Regions from separate parts of the Mus musculus genome. Here regions 1 and 2 are each linked to region 3. Evidence: chromatin loops called from intact Hi-C (ENCODE). Cell type or tissue: left cerebral cortex. All regions are shown on one strand.

Evidence for each region. Hi-C counts contacts between places; a loop is a spot of excess contacts. Peaks named below come from ENCODE experiments on the same cell type or tissue, not always from the same donor. Only the 100,000 strongest peaks of a DNase experiment are listed, where the experiment ranks them.
Region 1: it touches region 3 in a loop (3-fold over the local background); 2 of 42 quality-filtered maps call a loop at or near these places.
Region 2: it touches region 3 in a loop (4-fold over the local background); 8 of 42 quality-filtered maps call a loop at or near these places.

Annotation. Positions count from the first base shown.
Region 1 is chrX:51,602,134-51,610,133 of GRCm38, reverse strand. The region is part of intron 2 of Hs6st2 (heparan sulfate 6-O-sulfotransferase 2); the gene reads left to right. Among named protein-coding and RNA genes, the nearest start is that of Hs6st2, 75 kb to the left of the region's middle. In left cerebral cortex, no CTCF peak of the experiment used is centred here; a DNase peak (open chromatin) is centred at 3,556.
Region 2 is chrX:51,493,315-51,501,314 of GRCm38, reverse strand. All of the region lies in intron 2 of Hs6st2 (heparan sulfate 6-O-sulfotransferase 2), which reads left to right. Among named protein-coding and RNA genes, the nearest start is that of Hs6st2, 180 kb to the left of the region's middle. In left cerebral cortex, a CTCF peak has its summit at 3,282; a DNase peak (open chromatin) is centred at 3,165.
Region 3 is chrX:51,677,227-51,685,226 of GRCm38, reverse strand. Hs6st2 (heparan sulfate 6-O-sulfotransferase 2) reads left to right here and starts at 3,625. Exons shown (of 5, transcript NM_001077202.2): 1 at 3,625-4,052; 2 at 4,819-5,337. The coding sequence starts at 3,625. It overlaps Gm35727 (a long non-coding RNA gene), which reads right to left and starts at 3,470. Exons shown (of 3, transcript XR_391681.3): 1 at 3,350-3,470. In left cerebral cortex, CTCF peaks have their summits at 3,636 and 4,718; DNase peaks (open chromatin) are centred at 4,800, 5,137, 5,469, 6,345 and 2 more places; H3K4me3 peaks cover 2,786 bases; H3K27ac peaks cover 408 bases.

The sequences.
Region 1 (8,000 bases), 75 kb after region 3:
ATTTATTATGTGTGAATCCGTGTGTGTTGTGCATGCATGCCATGACACGTGCATGGAGATCAGAGGACAACCTATAAATTTCGTTTTCTTCCACACTCAATTACATTCTAAGGATAAGACTCATGCCATCAGCCTTGGTGGAAGGTAACTTTATACATTCTGATGTCTTACTGGCCCTGGATAGAGGAGTGTGTGTGTGTGTGTGCGTACACGTGTGTAAGACAGACAGACAGAGAGAGAGAGAGAGAGAGAGAGAGAGAGAGAGAGAGAGAGAGAGAGAGAGAGAGAATGTGTGTATGTGATGTGTTTAATGATATTTCCCTTTTCTATTCCCAGTTTCAGCTTGCCTTGTACCCTAAGGAAAACGTTTCCAATAGCAATAAAACTCTGTTGTGAGTTCTACTTATTGATTCAGATCCTTCCATCTTATGGGACCAGTTCTAGGAAAAATGTACCTGCTTATTTATTTAAAAGAACACAGACAATCCTCCTGGTCTAAGCGCAAGTGCTGGGAAAGTGCTCTCTCTGATCTAGGGCAAGTTTGAAGTTTCAGTGATACCAAAAGGCCTCTCAGAGGGCAGTGTGCATAGCCCTTGGCTGCCTGAGAAAGAAGCACTCTTAGATGCATAGCTACTCTTAGGAGAGTTGTAGAAGAATGGAAAATGCACAAAGACAATATCTTACAACTCTGAAACTTTGACTTTTGTCTCACAGCGGTCTGCATTAAGAACTATTTACAATTTTACTTTTGTGCCAGCCAGTACTACTCCAAGCTCTCGTTTCTGACCATTGAGAAGACTGATGCTCCTGAGTCTTTTAAAACGTTTTGAGGGGTAACTCAGTGGGAACATGGATACATACCACTTCTCTTCTTAACCCAGTCCTTTGCTTGATTAATTGATGCATTAGAGTCATGTTGTTAGAGTCATTCATTTACTCATTCATTTCCTACTATAGTCAAGAATCATACTTTAAAACTAAGTCTGTGTTGCTATTCAGTGATTAAAAAAATTACCCAGACCCACTAAATTGCAACTTTCTTAAAAGTAGGGAAGTACATATTTCATTTATGTGTATATACTGCTGAGAGTATAGTTTCCATAAGTATGAATGAATGCTTGAGGCAAATGCAATTTAATCAAGCTTGCCACAGAGGCATCTATTTCTCAAGCCAGATGTTGGTATTTTAATATCTTTTCATAACCGGAGGTCTGAGGGCATGGGGAAATAGCTGTGAATGAGAACTCTGGAATAACACAATATTAAAATAGATGCATGAGTGAGGACCCAAATCTTCCCATTGTCAGGCTCGCAAAATAAGGTTTGCTTCTTGTTCTTCCTGGGAGAGATGCTGAGTGGGAATGGAAAGAAGCAGCTCATCTCCAGCAGACAGAGGAGACTGGTCCTGAGCAACCAGCCCTAGCTCTTGGCTTTTGTACAGCAGGAAGACTGTAAAACACAGATTAGTACCTCACATACACTTGTCACCAGACACCTCATTAAAAAAAATTCACATACAGTGTTTCAGTGTTTAACAGTATCCAAGCTTCTGCTTTCTTTCTGTTTCTTTTCCCCCCCTCTCTCTGTGTTTGTCTCTCTCTGTGTATCTCTGATTCTGTTTATTTCTCTGTCTCTCTGTCTCTGTCCTTTATCTGTGTCTCTCTCCCTATCTCTGTGTCTCTGTCTCTCTCTCTCTCTCTCTCTCTCTTTCTCTAACCTTTTTTGCCTCCTAATGTGTTTTATTGGCCTAGTGCAGGACTGAGAGATTACAGAGGGAATGAACAAGGTTGAAAATGTCTGGACATTCACATGACTTAGCTATGGAACTCTGCCGTCTAGTTCTTTGTCTTCATTCCTAAGGACTCGAAGAAGGAATCTGTACATCTACAGATAATTTTGAGCCCCTGGTTCTCCATCATTTACCTCCCCTGTGTTGGGCTTATAGGTGTGAGCCACCACCCCCAATGTATATAGTTTTGCAAATTGAACTCAGAGCTTTGTGCCTACTAAGGTACTCTATTGACTAAGTCACATCCTCAGTCACAAGTTTCTTGCTGTGTAGCACAAATATGATTCTTTGATGTAGATCATTTGGCTTTTTACTAGTAACTACTTCAGTACTCACTTTAAAAACTTGTACTTTGGGCTGGAGAGATAGCTCACTGCCTGCTTTTCCAGAGGTCCTGAGTTCAATTCCCAGCAACTACACGGTGGCTCACAACCATCTGTAATGGGATCTGATGCCTTCTTCTGGTGTGTCTGAAGAGTGCAAAGGTGTACTCATGTATATTAAATAAATAAATAATTCTTTAGAAATAGATTTGGAGGATATTAGATAAATAAGTAAGGAAGAAGTGGATGATAATTAGGCTCATGAAACATCTCAAGCTAGATATCCAGTAGTTAGTGGAAAAGAAGGTGAACAGACAATTCACACAAGAGCTAAGACTAATGAATACGTGTATGGAGAACAGACGCTTTCTAAAGCCTACAAATTAAGTGCTGATAGGAGAATATCTTGTACCATTTGAATCAGCCAGTTTTAAAGAAATTTTTAATCATCCGTGTTGGAGACAAATGGTCAAGCTAGCAGATTCCTATGATGCTCATGGCAGCTGGAACTGCTCTGATTTAGAAGCAAATCTGAAGCCACCAGGAATCAATATACTAATTCCTCCTGAAACTATCCCCTATGTAAACAATCCTATGGAAAAATGCACTGCCTTCACTGGAGTTTTTAAATATAGAAACAGCTATACATTGAACATATGATGATCTTAATATATAATGTGATCCTACAAAAGGAAAGAAAATGAAACTAAATACCAAGTCATGGGTAGTGAGTGTGTTTAAATCCATAGTCACACACCCCCAACAACACTTTCTGCAGTATATTAGATCTCTGTTAAATTGATAATTATGAACACTGTGAAGGCCTAGAAAATGTTTATCATGGTAAATGAAATATAACAAGGTACAGATTTGTATCCAGGCTGAAATTTCAAACTTGTCAAAAGACACACACACACACGCACACACACACACACACACACACACACACACACACACACACACACACGAGTCTAGATAGAGAGGGAACTCCGAAAAGTGAAAACATCTGGTATATTAGCATCTTGGGATTTCTTTTATTTACCTTGGTCCTGTTTTCTGAAAGAGACAAAATAGAAATGAAAACATAGACAAGCAGTCACGGAAATAGGCTTCATTCATACAGCATCATTTCTTATTGGAAGCTTCCCCCCCCACCACCACCCCATTTCTCCTTTTCAGACATCTATTTCTCATTTTGATGAGCAGCCTGTGATTAAAAAGATCCAGTCTTCAGTGGAACATAATCAGCACAAGAGAGTACTGCTTTCTGTGAGGAGATATATTCTGGGATGGTTGGCAGAAGAAAGGATGTATAAAGAATGTGTGGGCAGATTTCACAAAGGTGGTGGGATTGAAAGAGGAGGCCATCTGGTAGAATGGGTTGTGGAAAATTAAACTGCATATTATGAACATGGAATACCAGAAGAAAATCCAAATGCGCTGGACTTGGAAAATGACCAACTGAGGCACTATAAAACAAATCAGCTACAGACTGACAATATGTCGCTCATGAGCTCAGATAGTCCCATTACCAAGGAGAACATCTTTTCAGCCGAAATTTGCAGACCACGTTGAACGTGGATTTCCCTTAGGGAGCAAAACCAGCTATCCATATCCTTCCACACCACACACATATGCTCTGGGACAGCTGCTATTTTCAATGACTATGGTAAATTCAGAATGAATTGAGAGGCATTGGGTTTGCCATCAGCTTGTATTCATGAATGGACTCTGACATCCAAAACAGGCAGCCAGAGTTGTAAGAATTGCTTCCCGATAGCAGCTACCTTTCTCTTCCTTTTTAAAAAACGAACTCCCAGGTGTCCTGAGGTATTTCATATTGGTAGTTATTGCCACTTCTTGATTCTTCATTGAATAGCCTCTAAATCTCCCTTCCTTTCTTTCCTTCTCTTTGCCTGCCCTTTTCTTTAGTTACCTAAGCAGTTCACATTGTTAATAGAGCTGGCATCCCGGGAGTTCTTCACAGTTTCATTTCACTGTCATTTCCTCATACTGTTCCTCCTATCCTCCATTTCTTCTTTGTTCTTACTGGGGGCTCTTTTATGTTGCTGAGTGTCTTATGTGTGGAGATAGCAGTGATGTTGATAAATTTGTCATGATTCTGGCTCTTTCAGGTCCCCAAGTCTCTTATACATACATGGTGATGTTGGGTCTTCCCACACATCTATCATGTTTTATTAGGATGCATTAAAGTGTTGGGAAGTTTTTTATGATCCTGATCTCTATGTAGCATTTGTGTCTCAAGTGTACTTTCTGTGACAGTGCAGTTCTGCTGTGTGGCTTTGGGGTGGTTTGGTCTGCTTTCTAAGGAAATAGATATTTACATGTGGTGGTTTGATTAAAAAGAGTGATGTTGTACATCTGCTACATATGTGCAGGGTCGTAGATGCATCTTGTGTATGCTCTTTGATTGGTGCCTCAGTCTCTGTGAGTCCCCAGGGTCCAGGCTAGTTGACTCTGTTGGGCTTCCTGTGGAGTTCTGAACCTCCTCTACCAGGGTCCTTCAGTCCTTCTCTCAATTCTTCCACGAGACTTCCTAAGTTCTGTCTAATATTTGGACTGCCTTATTAGGCCTCAGTAGGAGAGGATATGCCTAGTTCTGCAGTGACTTGAGGTGCCAGGGTGGGTTAGTAACCAGGGCGAGCCTCCTTCTCAGAGGAGAAGGTGATGAGAGATGGGAGGAGGGGATGTATGAGTGTGGGACGGGGAGGAGGGACTGCAATCAAACTGTGAAGTTAGTAAATAAATTAATGGAGAAAAAAGACCGAAGCTGAAGCTGTATATGCATATGTATGTGGACTGGCTCTGTGGAGAGACTTAGGTATTTCTTACATGATTGAATGAAACAAATGTAACCAGGCAGTGGACTGGCAATCTATGAAAGGAAGTGGCATTTAATATAGCAGGTCAAAGATAGAATAGGCTATTTCCAAGATGAACATACACGGGTGTGAAGGTTATACACTCTGTAAAGGCACCTGACAGAGGAAAAGAGGAGGAGCTGAAGTACATTCTGTTTTGGAATTGGTCCATGCTATCCTGGAGGAAGGGATGCCTGGGATGCTACTTTTCAGTGGTTCCTATAAAGACCACCACGTGTACCATGGTTAGCCATAGCTATTCCAGGAGAGAAGGGCCTCTTATCAAGTGAATTGCTACAGGCCAAGGAAGAGAAAAGCTGAGCTCAGGATTAGTTCCTCTCCATCATCTCTACACTCCTGGGTGTAGTTCCTCTCATACCCCTGAAAATCCAATGCACATGTTTTTGTGCATGTGTGAATGGTGTGTGTGTGTGTGTGTGTGTGTGTGTCTGTGTCTGTGTCTGTGTCTGTGTGTGTGTGTGTGTGTTTGGAGGGCAGAAGTCAACGTTGCATGTAGTTTCTCAGGAAATGCCCACCTTATTGGTTTGAGACAATAGCTCTCACTGGAATGGTGCTTGCCAATAAGCTATGCTGTCAAGCCAGTGACTCACTGAGGTCTAGTCCGTTCTTACTTAGGGATGCTGGGATTGCAAATGGTGCAGCATGCTCTGCTTCTTTATGTGGTTTTTGAGAATCACACTTAGGTTCTCATGGTTACAAGGCAAGAGCTTTAATGACTGGACTGTCTCCCCAAATCCTAAGGTTTCTTAACATTTGTGTGGGAATCCTGCATCTTTTCTATTATATGCTAGCACCACACATACCAGCACTATCAATTTCTTGAACATAGATAACCTTGTGGGTAGTGCAGAGTCATTTTCTCATTTTTTAGATGATTTTTCTTAAATGGTGATCAGCTTCCCATCATGGCTTGTCACTGAGGAGATAGTGCAAACTGGAAGCAGTATAAAAATCATGAATGAATATTCATCAGCATTATAAACAGTGACACTGTTACACTAGGAAATCACGGGCTTAGGATTCCAGCCACATTATTGTCTTCACGAGCCATAACTACTTCTCATTTCACCATCAAAAATTCTCTGTCTTCTGCACTTCATTGTGATGTCCTTCTTTATTAAACACCTTTCAAGGTTGACATTCACATCACTGGTTTGGCTTGATTCAAGGTCTGACATTTGGTTGTGAGTCACCTTTTTATATGCACTCTATGTTTCCCTTGAATAGATTGTAAGATCCTGGGGCCAGGTGCCGTGCCATAGTTTTCCCCCTTAGAATTCCACACAGGGTGTCACATACATATTTTAATATTAAATTGCTTTGTTCTTCCTTCTTCTCCATCCTTTCTTCCTTCATTAAATATTGTTTGAGCCTCCATCATGTTTAAGTCTCCATTCTAAGTTCCAAACCAGACAAAGTTTGTTGTCTTCATGAGTCTTTCTTTCTATTCATGTCAAGATCAGCCACTTAGTGACTATGTGTGACCTCAAGCATTCTGCCTTCTTTAAGGGAGGTAAATGTGGCCTCCAGTGTACACAGAAGGTTTCATAAATATTCCCATCTTTCTTTCCCATTATTTTTCCTTAATCACCCATACGTTCATGATAGTCTATTTCCCCCAAATTCCAAATATTTACCATTATACAGAAAATAACAATGTCCTTTTGGCTATAGGTCAATTTTTGGTATCTTCATGCTCACATTGTCCAGAGCAATGTTTTTCCTTATTTGACTTAAGGATTTAATTAGGCTAAAGACAGTGCCTATTTTAGTTCTACTTTGAGTGCCCGGCTCACAGTGAAACTTTATTCAGTTTCTCAAGTATGACTAGAGAATTTTCCTCTCCTACCATTGCAGCCTGCTTTTGTTTACTTCCTTTAGACCTCTGTCCTGAGAGCAGCTCCCAGAGTTACAGCCTTGGCTTCTTGAGCTGAAGGAGATTGCCTGTTTAACCATGATGGATCCTCACAAGGAAATTGGCTCTCTTTTTTTTTTCTCCTCTAATTTTATTTATTTAAATCTTGACTGCTTATAGTAAATATTCTCTCCAAGATAATTTCATTTCCAAACAATTTGGTAAGTGATTTAACGTAGCCTGAGTGTTTATTTGGGAGATATCGTTTTTCTTTTATAATGACTTCCCAACAATAGCTCTAGTGAACTGCTTTTGCATTCTATCTATCTATCTATCTATCTATCTATCTATCTATCTATCTATCTATCTATCTATCTATCTTTTATATCTATCTTCTATCTATCTATCTATCTATCTATCTATCTATCATCTGTATCTTCTATCTATCTATCTATCTATCTATCTATCTATCTATCTATCATCTATCTATCTTACCTGATTACTGGCAGGGTGCTAGTTAGCTTTCCTGTAGGTATATTAGCTTAGTAATAGTAATTAGCCTTTGAGAGAAGCTTCTTTATTGGCAGTAGCACCTGATCCTTATTTTTCAAAAGTGTAACTTTAAACAAATGCAATGAGTTGTCTGAGAAACACCTAAATTAATGTTCAATATCTTTAGACATCAGGGAAATGCAAATCAAAATGACCCTGAGATTCAACTTCATACCAAATAGAATGGCTAAGAACAAAAACACAGGTGACAGCAGATGCTGGTGAGGGTGTGGAGAAAGAACACTCCTCCATTGCTGGTAGGATTGCAAGCTGGTAAAACCACTTTGGAAATCAGTTTGGCAGTTCCTCAGAAAATTGGAAATAGTTCTGTCTGAAGACCCAGCTATACCACTACTGGGCATCTACCCCAAATATGTTCCAATATGTAACAAGGACACATGCTCCACCATGATTATAGCAGACTTATTTATAAAAACCAGAAGCTGGAAATAACCCATATGACCCTCAACAGAAGAATGGATACAGTAAATGTGGTATATATACACAATGGAGTACTACTCAGCTATGAAAAAAAATGACTTCATGAAATTAGCAGGCAAATGGATGGAACTAGAAAG
Region 2 (8,000 bases), 180 kb after region 3:
CAGGCTGATTGTGAACTCGTCTCTCTATCCTCCTGTCTCCACTTTCTGAGTACACAGATTACAGGCACCAACATCACACCTGGCTTAGTGTATGTTGTGCTCAGGAGTCCAACACAAGGCCTCATGCATTCTAGACAAGCACCCCACAACCCTTGTTCTGTTTGTTATAAGGTCCTCTAAATGCCAGTGTCCTTTTGAACTATATCTCTTACAATCTCTCCTAGCTCTGTGATGGATGGTTTGGGACCCAGATTCTGAGAGAGGTCATTTAGAGAGCTGCTTCTATCGGATTTCAGTGTGAGTCCATATCAAACATGTGGATAGGAAGTATCTGGATGAAGTAGCTCTTTTCCTGACATGTGTTTCATAGTCAGCAGACACTAATGAGTTTTTCTTTGACTTCCTTCAGCATACAGTGCTATTCATTACAGTTACAGAATATCACATATACTTTAAGTGAATGATTCCAGAAACAATGGTCAGAGCTGTTTTTCTAGAAAATGTTTATAACTATCTGTGAATGGTATGTCTTTGATAAGTGACCTCCATGCTTTGATTCCCTTGTTCTGAATCAAATGGTAGGTACATTGTGGAAACGGCTCTTTGACGTTAGAGTTTTTGAACACTAGGTTTTCCCAGTGATCCCTTCAGGGGGTGGGCACTTTGATTTCATAACCCCAAGACACCCTTTCTATGATTCTGTGCAGTCAAATAGGCCAATGAAGTGAAAACAACTCAGCCAATAACTGAAGGAATGATAGTTTGTATGGCTGAGAAGGCTAGTGGAGTCTGTCAGCAAGGATGAAAACACAGCACAGTTACTATGCCTGGTAACCAACTGACAGCAAAGCATCTGCTTTGCCATTAGTGAGATGAAACTAGCCCAAGCAGTGGAACCTGATTTGTATGAAGACATTGAGTGTCAGGTGGCCTTGATAGATGTCTTGGGCAAGTTAGCTTCAAATCATGGTAGGACCCTATTTTTCATATTGTCATAGCTGAAGATTTGGTTGATGTATTTAGCACAATGCATAGAATCAGTCAAATAAGTGTTATCTGTTAGTCATGACTAAGATCATTATAGTTACTAAGATATTGCTCTCCTTCTTCAGTCATGGGACAATGTGTGTTTTCTTCACTCTTGACAAGGTAGTTTTGGTTTGCCATTTGTTCCTGTTGAGAACGTGAGATACCAAATGCACGCATGACCTGGAACTCTGCCTTTTCTACACAGCTCTAGACATTCATCACCCTGTTGCTGAAACTGAGCTCCCGTTCATGAGTAGAACCCACCCGTGTGCACCAGATTCCAAGGGCGTAGTATATGGATTGCTGTTAACTCGGCCTCTCACACCCTTTCTCTAGTTGATATTCTAGAACCTCAGTCTGCACCTTGACCTTCATCCACAGCAGATAGCATGTTTGGCTTGGCCAATGGTTCCAGCTGCTCACGGGCTTTGTTTCACGATTTTCTGATTCTTTTGGCTGTGTCTCTCCTTAGGCAATGAGTGGTTGTTATTCATTTTCATGATGTTTCTTTCCTTGTTTCTTTTTTGTAGCTTTGTGAAATTTGATGTGTCTGATTTTTACTTAGCTTTTCCCCAAAGGCTGAACCCAGACCTTTAAACAATTACTGCTCATCCTCTGGTATCATTTTGCTGATGTTATTGTTTTGCCCAGACAGGGCCATATACAATACTTTAAAGTGCTGAACTTTTGAATTATTGGGGGGGGGGGAGATTTAACAGGTGTATGTGTTTTTAAATAATGGTCTAGGCTTCAAAAATTTATACATGCCATTTAATACCAAACAGCCATATATGACTTATGAATTATCTAAATAACTCTTTTTTCAATTGATTCATAAAAATAAAATAATAAGAGTCAGGTTTTGAATGAGTAGAACAAATCAAACCCATGTATGCCCCTATTGTTGAGGAAATGCTAAGGATATGTAACAATGGTTCACCCACATTTGGGATAATCCTTATTTGTCCTTTATGTAATGAGTTCTGTAATGGACTCATTGTGTGGTAGAGGATTGGTACACTGGTAGCTTCTTTCTTCATGACTTTGGAATCTGGAACCTGTTTTGTTGGTGGTGTTGTTTTCCTCTACCACTTCTCCTTTGACTTGTGCCTAGCTCCATGTCTCACTTTCCAAATGAGGTTGAATTCAATGTCATTCTGATTTGAGCTTTAGCTATTCTAGGAACATCGAGAGGGTCTGCTGAATAAATGGACTAACGTGTCATTTTTTGGTTGTTTTTAAAGGTTCATTTTACTAATTGTATGTGTGTGGTGGTTGTATGTATACGTGTGTGAGCTCATCTGTATGTATGTGACTGGAAGAGGTCGAAGGTGTTGTCTTCCTCAAATACTTTCTACCTACTTCTGTGATGGGTTTTCTTAGAGCTCACCTCATTTGACCAGGCAGCCTGGGTGGAGTGCCTGTCTTGGAGCCCTCAGATGTGGGTGCTGTGCTTTCAAAACCTCGGGTCTGATACTGACATGGCAGGCAGTTTACCCAGTGAGCCGTCTCCCCAGCCCTTATTAATAATATTTCGTGCATGTCACAAGGTAGATACTGTCATCCTCCATTGCACAGGGAAGTCATCACAGCTTAGAGAGGTGAGGTAGCTTTTCCAAGATTGCACACCTATAAACATCCAAGCTGAAATGAACCCCAAGCTAAATACCATCAAACCTGTGCTGTTTCTCCTATACCAGGCTTGCTCTGAGATTAGAACAAGCCTTATACAGCAAGAGAATTTGCTATTGATTCTCTGCTCCCAGGAACTTGGTCCCTGCTTTCTCAAACAGCTTTGCCAGCACGGCTGTCCAAGGTTAGGCAATTCAGAGTCCTTACAGTACAGCAGCCACCGCTCCAATCTACTTCATACTCCATGGTGGCTAAGAAGCTTGCAGAACTTACTGACAATAGCACACCCAAAGTAATTGTGTTTTCTGAAGCATAAAGAAGTAAATCAGAGTATACTCAAATGGAACAGATGGAAAGGGAGAAACATATTCCTCAATCTCTGATTCCCCTTGGCCGGTTACCATAATGTATCATTGCCTATAATGTATAGTCTTACCATTGTTTTGCATACTAGTGATCCAGGTCCCAAGTGGAGTTGAAAGGCTACCCGTATTTAGCTGTTCACTGCCTTTCTTTGCCTGTGTATCAATTTCTACAACTGCTTCCTCAGTTTCCCTAGCCTTGTTAGAAATGTTACAGGCCTTTGCCTAACCAATGGAGGATTGCCATCCAGTGGTACATATGGGGAATTGCATGGCTCCCAGAAAAAGAAAAAAATAGTTGCTTGTTTGTTCCCCTAGCCCCTTCCCCTTTCTAAAGGTCATGCCCATCCATTCCCCACTTCTGTCTTGGAGGTTAGTCTTTTCTTGTCATTAGGAGCAGAGCAGAAGTAAAGGAGGGAAATAGAAAACAATGTAGGGTTCCAGTCCCCAGCCTGGTTCTCGTCTCCCCTATCTCTGAGTGGTTTTCTGAGGGGGAAAATGCAGCTGCCCACCTTGGGGAAGATAGTTCCAAACTGATTACATATGCATTGTGTGTCTTAAAAGAGGCTAATGCAAGAGTAGCTCACTACACATTAGGTACAAACAGGTAAAAAAATGAACTTTACTAATAATTAATGAACTGTAAGTTAAATTTGACAATGGAAAATGTTTTTCCACGTGACAGTGCCTTAGAAATGTCAGAGTAAAACTTCCAGGGCTGAAGAGGAGTTTCGCTAAGTGCATACTTTCATGCATTATTAGCAAGAGCCACAAATTACTCAGTCGTTTTCGAGAGAATATTCAATAATGTGATGAAGAAAAGTAAAAATATGTATGTTCCTTGACCTTGCAGCTTTGCTAGCACACATTATCTCTTAGAAAAGCTCTTAGATACAGACACTTTTGTGCACTGAAGCATCCCTTAACAATAGAATCAAAGCACAAATTTGGAAAATTTCAATTGTGCAACCTAAGTTAAAGTATAATTATAGATTACCTTATTGCTTAGGTCTTTATCTAGAATCATGTTCTTAGGGAATACTTAAGGATTTAAAATTCTAGGGAAAGGATTGGTGTCTGTCTGTCTGTCGGTCTGCCTGCCCTCTGTGTGTGTGTGTGTGTGTGTGTGTGTGTGTGTGTGTGTGTGTGTGTTTGAAAATTCCTAGAAAAAGACCTGACCATATCTTTTTAAAAAAGGGGGTAAAATACATAGAAAATGGCTGAATTGATACATTATGTAAATAGCAATCACCTCTAAAATGGAGGATTCTTCGTGATTCTAATATTTCATTCTTTTCTACAGTCTCATTTTTCTATAATAAGTATGTAATATTTTTATATTTTAAGATAATTATTGCAGTGCTGGGGTTGTAACCAAGGGTCATCCCACCTATAACTTCACTTTCAATTTCATAGTCAGAAAAAAATGGTAGAAATTTTAAACTGGGCTAAAAAAATGCTAGAGAAACTTAAGTGACTGGTTGCCACCAATGGAAATATGAAAAACTTATATTCTGGAGTCACAAGTACCTCTAGTGTGGATTACATCACAGAAATTCAAATCTTCTCACTATCTTCCTGGCACACATGTTAAGACAACCTTTCTTAAATACTGTATTTAAGGAACTCACTGTCTTTGGCAACTAATTCTTCAGACATCCAACCATAATGATAAGCCTTCAAGAATCTACTAGTTTGTATTTATAGAGTTCCAATAAGACACTCTTGTTTCTCAAAATCCTGGATGGTCAAGTGCATTTGTCTGCTTTTTCCAGATGGTAATCTTGAGTTAACTTGACTTCCAATGGTAAAGGTCTTCATCTGTAGGAGAAGCACTTACTTACATAGTTGTAATCCAGGTTCCTTCATGGTCAGGCTGATGTTTGGACTGAGTAGCCTCTGTATCCAGGGTCTCATTTTAATTGACCTTATGCCAGCCTGCAGAAGTTCTAGTCCTTTCCTCTGGCACATTTAGATCTCTGGAAGACAGCCTCAGATGTAAGGTTGAGGCCGAGGCTGAGCAAATATGGCAATGGTTCTAGTAAGAATGAAGAATTTGATTATTTGATCCTCTGCACTGCAAATCCCACCAGCCTCCACTTGGAAACCTGCAACTGTATTTAGGAAACGTTGTTTTCATAAACTGCTGGTTGTTCAATAAGCCATAAAATAGCCAGTAGAAGATAGTTATTTGCTCTACAAAATCGTTTTTGTAACATGACTTTAATGTCAGAGCAGTTGCTGCATTTCTTTTAGTTTCCTAAGAGATGTGACACAGTAGATTAACTGTTGATATGAAAATGCAGAGTTTCCCTTAGAGCTGTCGGCAGTCTTGCTCAATTCTTTCCCCCATAGTTCTGCAGCCTACCTAGGGAACACATTTGGACATGTCCACTGCAAGGTCTAGTCCCAGAGCTATTTGGGTTTGTCAGCGTCAAGAGGAAGCAACAGGGAGGAAGATAATTTTGTCTGACCTTGGGAGGGTGTCTGTGAGTGAGGTAAAACAAGACAAGATTCAGTCCACTGAGGGTTGTCCTTGTCCAAAGATATGACCCCCGTTCTCCATCCCATCTCAGGCTCTGTAAAAAAGGCCAGGGCAGGCCTAGAGTTTTCAATCCTGGCTGAGGAAGCAAGAGAAAGCCACTGGAAAAGAAAGAAGACTGAGCCAGAAAGGACAGTTGGGGACTCACTCAAGAGACCATGTTCTGTGAAGGAAGGTTAGTAGGTAAAGGCTGCCAAGACTAACACAGAAACCTGCCCGGGCCTAGCTGCAAGGGCTAGGTGAGAGCACAGCCAATAGGTCTGAGGACACTGGGCTTTGCCTGGCACCTTCCCTGGTCAAGGGCACACCTACTTTCAGGAACGGATCTCTCAACTCAGCAGGAAGCTTGCATAGCCTTCCCATGCCTAATCTACTGGCTGCTGAAGCTGGCACTTGCCTGTCCTGAATTTGGGGCCTTCCCTCCAACTGACCCTGTGAAGATCAAACTATACTTTAGCCAGAGAAATGCCAAACAGCTGCGATTACCTCTTCTGTAGGCTTGACTCTTTTCCCAGCACTGACCAGAGGGATTCAGTTAAATGAGTCAGAAAAACAATCGGTGGATTCTATGATTGATGTTGGGGTGGTACATGTATTATGACAGATGGAATCAGCTTGAGAAAGGCTAGATTCCTACCCCAGTTCCAGACTCTCTCTCTCTCTCTCTCTCTCTCTCTCTCTCTCTCTCTCTCTCTCTCTCTCTCTCTCTCTCTCTCCCCCATGCTGCTAAAATGGTGGGGTAAGGGCTAACAGCTAAATGGTGTGGGGGGGGCATCACATGGAAAAAAAGTCACAAATAGAGTTTAATATATGCTTGCAACCACATAGTGGCTAAATGCTATCCAGCTTTCCCATTACCCTTAACATGGGCTAGTAAGTTCTCATAAGGGCAATAGATATTTCTTCCTGAGAGTGCCAAAAGTGCTCTCTAGCAGATATTAGGATATGTAAATATGAATTACTTACCATGAAAGGATTCTTGTTAGTTCTTTGAGATTTTCATTTAATCTAGTTTGACCATATTCACTTCCAGCTCCTCCTAGATTTGACAACCTCTTTCCCTACCCATCCGCATTTTTGTCTTCATTTTGCTATTTAAAAACTCAGCAAGTTCAATCTATGCCACCTATATTCTCCTTAATGTGACAGCATGCCCAAGATCTTTGTGTTTCATGCTAAACAAAACCCCAGCACAAAGAAGTGAAATGGACACAATGAATGGATTCTTATCATGAAAATATTTTCATCCTCAGTTATATAGCTAGAAAGAAAAATTACATTGCTTCCCTAGTGCTGACATCATCACTAAGGTGTTACTCTGTGTCTTTAAAAAGTGTTATTTCTCCTAGAGCTGTGTGGGAGTTTTGTTTCATCTTGTGTGAAATTTTATTTTTATGTGTATGCGTGTTTTGCCTTCATATGTACAGCATGCATTGTAGTGCCCCCAAAGACCAGAAGAGGTCATAGAATCCCCTGGAACTGGAGTTACCCATGGTTGTGAGCTGCCATGTGGTACTGGGAATAGAACTGGAGACGTCTAGAAATAGTTGGTGCTCTTAAATGCTGAGCTATTTCTTCAGCCTAGAGGGCTATGATTGCTATTTATTGAGGACTGTATATATAAGTTACGTCTTAGTTACTCAACATCTAACTTCAGTTCCTTTCACCCCACTTAATAAAACATTCAATTTATCACAAAGAAAGAAAGCAGTCTTAGGTGAATGTGTGGTACAGAATTACACATTAGAGCCTTTCATTCTGTGCTGACTTTGTTTGTATTCTTAGATCCTAACATATTCTCAATCTAAAATGTTTATAATTAGTTCCCCACACAGTATGGACTATTTGACCCTATGTAGCAGAACCTCCCCCTTTTAGGCCTCAGGATTGCCATACATAGGCAGAGAACATCAAATTAGCTGAGTTCTGGTACCATAAACTCACATCTTCTCTACCTTGCTTTCCCTGCCAATTAAGGACCCTTAGTCTCCAATTCAAACTGCTCCTTTTCAGTGATCCTCTCACCCCAAACTCAAATAACCCCAGAGTATATGAACTTCAATGTGGACAACATACTCAGAGTGAGCCTTGAGATAAGCTTCTTTCACGTCTGATGACCATTGCTAAGAAGGCTCCACACTCTTATTCCAGATTGTTTGCCTCTTTAGATCTGAGCAATGGAATGGACTGCAAAGGCCTGACTAACTGCATGGAGTCCTTGCCACAGGCTGCCTTTTGCCATTTGATATCTTATGAAAGTCTTTTCTTGTAACTACTGGACATTTAAATCTTCTTATTCCTGTTTTCCAAGAAGTTCTGTAACATATCTTGAATAGAGTGATTGTAAACCTAGGTAAAATCTGCTTTCTCTCTCCATAGCACTGTCTTTGGCATAACAGTAATGATTCTGGTCACGTACAAGCCTCCTTCCCTGG
Region 3 (8,000 bases):
TGTCGCTAATGCCACAGAATGCTATAGAATTTCATTTTGAGGACCAGGAATCCAAACTTTCTCCCACTGCCTGTGGCATTTTGGCTCTTGAAGCAGACAAGTAACTTTGGTCTTGGCATTATCAGATCAAAAAAAGTTCTCTTTGAATCTCATTAACCTTGCTGTCCTACACAAAGGGGACAAAAGAAGCCCAGCAAGGAAGTGGTTTCCCTGGCCTACTAGGTGTTCTTAGCATCCTAGTCAAGGTGTGCTCAGAAACTAGGGCAGAGAGAAAGACATCAGGATTAGCATATGAAAGCAGTCAAGTGACTGAAGGACCCTAACCTCTCCCCACCTGGGCTGTCTGTAACCAAGCAGAGCATCCCAGGGAAATGCAAGCAATCTGCAAGTGTGGGAGAAAGCAGCAGTGACCTAGAAAGGGTCATTGTGGGGAGATGGGATTTTTGAGCCTGGGATCTCACCCATTCTCAAGAGCACCATTGTCTTTCTTAATGGACTGCAACTATTTCTATCACAATCCACGCGTCCCTACTTCACTTCTTTGTTCTGTGACAAAAGAACCTGGCCATTTCAGTGGGTGCCCTCTGGATTCAGATTCATGCTTATAACAAAGGACTCTTGCCAGAGCCGCCTGTTGTCCTCTCAGTCTCAAGCACCCAGATGCAGGGCTTCTCACACTCCACTTACTATACAAGCCAGACTGACCTTTGTGCTCTCTGAATCATCAACCTTTTGTTGAAAATCATTGAAGGACAGTTCTGTGAAAAATACTGAAAACCTCACCACATTTTGGAATTAATCAGAGGCTCTGCTCAGACTGCAATGTCCTCCTTACCTTCCAAGTACTGAAACCTACATGCTTATACCTACTGCAACTAAAGTTCCTCCAAGGAGATAGAAAGCCAAAGACTTTACAATTCAGCCTGCTCTTTTGCACTTCACCTCCCATCTCAATATCTCTCTGGAAGAAACACTCTTGTGTGTCCAACCTGCAGTCTGCAGCCAGCTTGCTGAGAATAGCTGTGAATGTGGTCCAAGAAAAAATGATAAATTTGCTTAAAACATTATGAGCTAGATTCAGGGACTCAGGCTCTTTATCCCATCATTCAACAGGCAGAAGCAGCAGGATTTCTGTGAGTTCAAGTTCAATCTGGTCGACACAGCATGTTCTAAGTCTTCCAGGACTACATAGAATGTATCTCAAAGCAACCAACATTTTGAGATTTATTTTTTGCTATCAGTATTTTATTATTTAGAGGTGTGTGTGTGTGTGTGTGTGTGTGTGTGTGTGTGTGTGTGCACACGCATGCACGAGAGCATTTCTGTTCCTGTGGAGGTCAGATGGCAACTTGAGATAATTGGTTCTCTCCTTTCACCATGTGGGTCTAAGGGATTGAACTCAGATAGTCAGGCTTGGCAGCAGGTGCTGAACCATCTGCTGGCCCCCATGATTTTTTTTTTTTTTTTTTGTCTCACAAACATGAAGGGGGGAGGGTCAAGAAATGGTGTGTATATGGAAGTCTACTTCACTGAGCTGTTGTATATATTCACATTAATAATGTGTTAGCAGAGTACTGTATCTCAGAAACTGCAGTTTTCTTCCTTTGGCTCTGCAGAGATAAACCTGACTAACCCTTTCCCTATTTGCCTGTGTGTGTGTGTGTGTGTGTGTGTGTGTGTGTGTGTGTGTGTTTACATCTCTGCACAGGTTTCTTTTTTGGGAAAATCCTGGTTTTCCCTGGTGCTGCTCACCACCTTCATCTACCTTCAACCCAAGGTAATTTCCTTTCCCATATTCCAATCCCATTAATCCTTCTTAAATAGAAATTCCATAATTAGTACCTGTGGGCTTGAATGTGTGAACCACCAGTTTCACAAAGTATTTTCTTAAGGATCTACTGAATGCCATTATAATGCTGATAACGTGACTGGAGGAACCTTCTATGTGCTGTCCTTGAGGAGGATAGCTACCTACTGTGTCAACCAAAGAGGCCACTGTGTGGGTGGCCATGGAAATGGTGATCCCTGTTGCTTCAGGGCTTACATCCTTACCTGCCCCCAGCGGGGAGTAGGGCCTATTCCACAGACTCAGGGGAGCTTTCTGGGGAGCCAAGGTCTATTTTGTGTACTGCAGCATCCAGTTCCTTTGTACAACTTTGCTCCTAGAGATCAGGGCCAGAGATGCAGGGATGCCATGAATGGAGTATTTCCAAAAGATTGTGTTGACACCTAGTATTGACACCTGCAGCAGCTAGACAAAGAATCCTTTAGTGTCCCTGTAGATTCCCTGGGGCATGGGTAAGTACAGCTAGGACTGGGGATTCTGAGTAGAAGGGCTAGGTGACAGTTAAAAAAAAATGGCCTGACAAGAACCCTTCTTTAACTAGCCTCACACTCATTTGGTACACCTAGGCAAGAAGCATTGCAGATAAACATCACCTAGTATTTTGAGTTGCCTAAAGGTTTCTACATTTTATCCTCACACTAGCCTAATTGGTTAAAATGGAGGCATTACTATTAGTCTTATGTGACAGAAGAGGAAATTGAGCCTCAGGAAGGGCAAATTATTTTGCCATAGTTTCTGTAAGCAAGTGGAATAATCCCAAGGGCTCCTGAATCAGGCTTTGCATGCTGCTCCACTGTGCAAGGGAGATAATGTTCTGGAGAGAAACACCCCTATACTAGCTAGCACTCAGCTTACAGCATCCTTTTCCAGTGGCCACCACCACCGGTGCTACTACTTTGAAACATTGCTGCTAACCCACACATCTTGTGCATCAGTTAGGCTGGGAGTGCATGTTCAGTAATGGAAACTCCAGTGTCTTCATGCACTGCACATTCCCCCATTCATTAGCTAGGAAATGTCTGCGACCCAGCTTGCCAGGGGCCTTGTTCTGAAGGAATATCCCTTCTTAAATCTCTGCAGCCCTGTTTTCCCAGATGAAAAGAGCCCTTGGACAACTGGGCTTGATAATAAACCCATACATATTTATTTAGAGACATGTTCTAATTATGAAAAAACTAAAAGGTTGGATCGTGCTTGGTTTTCTGAGAATAAATCCCGGTTCTGTGCTGTGTGACCTTGGGTGCATATCTAATTCTCTCTGGGCTTCAGATTCTTCATATGCCACAACACCTTGAGCAAGATGGTCTGACTCTGATGTGGTGTGTAGTTAGACATCCATCCATTCAATCAACGGTAGTGAGTGAGTGAAATCTTTCTGAGGGCGGTGGGCTTGGTGCATGAGATTCATAAGGGGACAGGAATTAGAGTGAGAGTGCTTTGAAAATGCTCAAAAATCCCCCGTGTAAGGTTTTTTAGTCATGCTTTATTGCCATGCTGACTTACCTTTTCAGAAAATACCCCCCTCTTCCGTTGCAGAATGGAAATTGGCAAAGAGAGAGGGAAAGGGTCCAATTTGCGCCTTTGCTATTTTAAGGGAGGCTGAAATTATGAGCCAAAGTGGAGTGATGCGCTCTCTGGAGTGACCTCCGTTCTCCAACACAGGAGAAAACCCAGGTCTTTTGCTTGTGAAGTGGCTGGGGCTCTTGGGCGCGAGGCATTATTATATAAATTCAGGCTCGCTCCTGATCCTTAGTACCCTGAGTTGCCTGAAGGGGGGAATGGCACTGCCTGCGTTTGCAGCCCGGGCGCTCGGGCCGCCACTGCAACCGGAGCAAGGAGCGCCCGCCCGCACCACCTGTCCCCGCCGGCATTCCAGAGTAGAGGCCGAATTGGCAGCAAGCCGGCCCGGGTCTGTTGCCGCCTCAGTCCGCGCCGGCCCTCCTAGGGGTGTGTCTCTCGGATTCAACTCCCCGCCGCTCCAGGACAAGCCCCCAAAGGCATTTTCTTCCTTGGCGGGAGCCTTGCGCGCCCCGCTCTTCGCGCTGCTGCCTCGAGGCCGCCGCAGGCGGATGCACGACCTCAGGCGACGCTGGGACCTGGGCTCCCTCTGCCGGGCCCTGCTCACTCGGGGCCTGGCAGCCGTGGGCCACTCGCTCAAGCACGTGCTCAGTGCGATCTTCTCCAAGATTTTCGGTCCCTTGGCCAGGTACGTGGTGAGCGAACGTGGGGCTTTCGCTCCGGGTCCAGGGTGAGCCCGGGCGGCGGGAGGAGGGAAGGCAGTTGGGAGCGAGGGCAAGGCTCAAAGTTCCAGGGTGCCGGTGGTGGCGGGGCTGGGGGACTCGAGACGGGTTGAGCGCGCAACTGACCGCTGTTCCGCGGGAAAGGGCTGCGCTGCCTCTGCTTGCAAAGTCAGGCAGCCCGCGGGCTCCTTCCTTCTCCCCCTGGGGAACCCCGAAGCCCCAGCTCACTTCTAGAGGCCACCCGGTGAGCAACGGGACGCGCGCCAAGGGAGCCCGGGTTTAGGGTCAGCAGCTCGCGCACAAGGAGGGAAATGGGGTCCGGGGCCCCAGAGAGTCCCGCGGGCCAACGGGATGGGGATGGGAGCTCGAGAGAGGAGAGCGGGAAGCACCCAGCGCCTGAAGAGGGGTGGCGTGAGTTAGGGAGTAGAGAGACCAGGACCGGAGGGATCCTGCGGCCGCGGAGTGGGTCGGGGTTTTTCCGCGGGGGAGGGGGCCAACGGCCAGCGGGATGGAGTCGGGGTGAGGGGGGGTGTGCGGCAGAAGCCACAGCGCTGAGCCTGCCGGGAAGGAAGGAAGCGGGGAAGGGCGCCGCCGCCGCCGTGGTGGAGTACTCGGTACGGACGGGAGGGGAAAGGGGCGCAACGGTGGCGCCACGGGGAGGGGGCGGTGCGGGAGCGAGGCGAGCACGGGCCAAGCTGCGGGATTGACGTAACGAGCTTGGGTTTCCCCCAGCGTCGGGAACATGGATGAGAAATCTAACAAGCTGCTGCTGGCTTTGGTGATGCTCTTCCTATTTGCGGTGATCGTCCTCCAATACGTGTGCCCCGGCACAGAATGCCAGCTCCTCCGCCTGCAGGCGTTCAGCTCCCCGGTGCCGGATCCGTACCGCTCGGAGGATGAGAGTTCGGCCAGGTTTGTACCCCGCTACAATTTCAGCCGCGGCGATCTCCTGCGCAAGGTAGACTTCGACATCAAGGGCGATGACCTGATCGTGTTCCTGCACATCCAGAAGACTGGGGGCACCACTTTTGGCCGTCACCTGGTGCGCAACATCCAGCTGGAGCAGCCATGTGAGTGCCGCGTGGGGCAGAAGAAATGCACTTGCCACCGGCCGGGTAAGAGGGAGACCTGGCTCTTCTCCAGGTTCTCCACCGGCTGGAGCTGCGGGCTGCATGCCGACTGGACCGAGCTCACCAGCTGCGTGCCGGCGGTGGTGGATGGCAAGCGCGACGCCAGGCTGAGACCTTCCAGGTGAGTCTCAGTGAGTCCCTTAAGGGTGGTCACGGACCTGGGCCACAGTGAACCAGGGGCGGGAAAGGCTGTTTCTGTAGTTGCTGTGGGTCCCCGTGTACACCTTGGCGCCCAGTCCCTGCTGGGTAGACACTAGAGCCTATCTTAGTTGCTCTGTCAGGAAGCATCTGGGCTGCAGCCCAGGACAGCCGGTCTGCCCATCAGAAGGTTAGCCTGCTTGCTGAGTGAGTGTGGGGAAAGCGGCCTGGCTGCCTGGAAAGTCGCCCAGCAGCCGCAAGGACTGGACACTACACTCTGAGCACTAGAAAGTCCTAAAGAACCGTGCTCTGCATGCAGATTCTCAGGCCCATCCTCCTTATCCTCTCCTCCCTTCTGCACCTGGTCCCAAAGACCAGGCTTGTTCTCCTTCCATTCCCGTCCAGCATTCCCCCTCCCCTCCCTTTTAGTTTCTGGCTTTCTCTAGTGGGAAATTCTCTGCCCATCTTGTCTGCTGTTGGTTACTTCTTCCTTCCTTTTTCCTGGTCTTTCTCTTTCTATCTGCTGTTCCCCTTTCCCCTTTTCTTCTCTCTCTCTTTCTCACCTTTCTCTTTCTTCTTTCCCTGACTTCTATCACCTCCCTACCTCCAGGCCCCACTTTTCTCTGGAGAGCAGATGTCATTCTGCCACTGTTTGGGGACGCTCAGGGAGAGCTCCTGGCTCTCATCTTGTGCCCCTTACCGTTGCCCACACTTGAAGTGTCCATCATACTTTTCGAATATAAGGACGCACTTGGCCTGCTCGGTGACCAGGAAAGTAGCTCTGGACCCTGCATAGGGCTCAGGAGTCATAGGAGTGCTAGGAGCTTGTTCTGAGGCTCAGAAATCCAGGAGCCTCAGCATCCATGGTCAGCTCAGGTTCTTGCCAACAGGGAATGAATGAAATAGAAAAAACTGGTTTGTGGATAATCTGTAGCCAGTGAGGAGGCATTTTCTTCGGTTTAGCTGTTATGGCAGTTCCTGGAGGTCATGGGGTACTGTGAAGTGGACAAAAGGAGCTGCTTTGGAGTGAAATCAATCCAGCCAGAGCTATTGTTTTGCAGAGCCCTTGAAAACAAATCTGGACCAGGGCAGGGAGTCTAGCTGAGTTACTTGCAGGGAGTGAAATTGGGGTCTTCTGGTGAGCAATCACCATAGTGTCTTGCTCTGTCCATTTTGGTGACTTCTTGGGCTCTCAAAGGTTCTGCTGCCACTGCTGCTTTTGTTCACTTGGACCCCTCCTGCCTTACACAGCCTATGCTCACCTCACTTCCTAGCTGAAGTGATGTTTTACAGGTAGCTGTAAAGGATGAACTGTAGGTACGATGATTTCTTCTATCTAGCTTTAGCAAAGGGAGCCCCTGGTTTTCTGGTCACACCAGTTTACAGTGGCCTTTCTCAAAGGCCGGAGTCCTGGCTGAATCCTTTGAACTTTCATTTTTCTTTCTACACTAACAGGTTTGTTTTCCTATCACAAGAGATCCTTGGCCACAGACAGAAAGGCTGAGTGTCAGTTCATGGCAAGAATTGGGTTAAGTCGTCACAACAGCATTGTGCTGTTTAAGAAAGTCCCCTTCAGATCTGGCAGTACTGTAAATGATCTCTTATGCTAGCTAGCTTGTAGGTGTACTGAAGAATTGTGATCACAAACAATGTTTAGGGCGAAAGTAGACTTCCACACCTACAACAGTGGGGGTAGTGGTGGTGGAGATTAGAAGTCTTAACTGCTGTCGAAGCCATAGCTGTGTCTAGCATTGTATATGACATGTGTGCCTATACCAGTTCCTTTGAACATGTAGGTCAGGGTGTGATATCTGCAAATAGACTCTTAATGTGGTCTGAATTATCTATTCAGTTGAAGCAAAATTGTTTGTAATACAATATAGTTTTCTCAGGCATTAAAAGGGTGATATCATAGTGCCATCTAGTCTAATCAAAGAAGAACCACGTTTGGAAAAGTCAGTTGATTGTACGGTATTTATGAAAATGAAATAAAATTTCCTAGAGAAATACAATATCACCTCTTTATTAGTTCACTCCTTTCTGCCTATCTCCAGAATTATCAGTGATTGCCTAAAGGATCCAGACTTTTCCAGGCTATTGAGAGATCCCTGCTTGCAGGATGACAGTACTGACAACGTGTATGCATCATGTGTGCTTGTACATGGGAGATGAAAATTTAGTAGTCGACGCAACTGCACAGCTAGCGGTTTGTAGACATACTCGTCTCAGGACTACAGAATAAACCTCTAAATCCCTAGTAGTGCAGTCTATGTGGAGAGAACATTCTATTTTGTAATGAGTTTTCATAGTGTCTTGTTATTCCTCCGGGAATGTGTACTATCTTTTGGAGAATGGCAGACAGGACAAGAATATTCCCTTTTTATCAGAAGACAATGAGTGACATGCAAAGAGGCTGAATGACGTTTCCAAGGTCATTGAGGTCTTTAGTGACACAGCAGAAATCTGACTCCATTTCTGTCTGGCTCCTTCGTCTTTGGTATAGTGACTCTACCTTGATGAGTAGTTTTACCCAAACACAATGAGGTATTTCCTACTAGTGATGATAAATGTTAGTGGGAATTGTTCTCACCTCCATTATTACTGTTATCAGCCATTTTACACTTGTAGCTTTAGAGGAATGGCTGG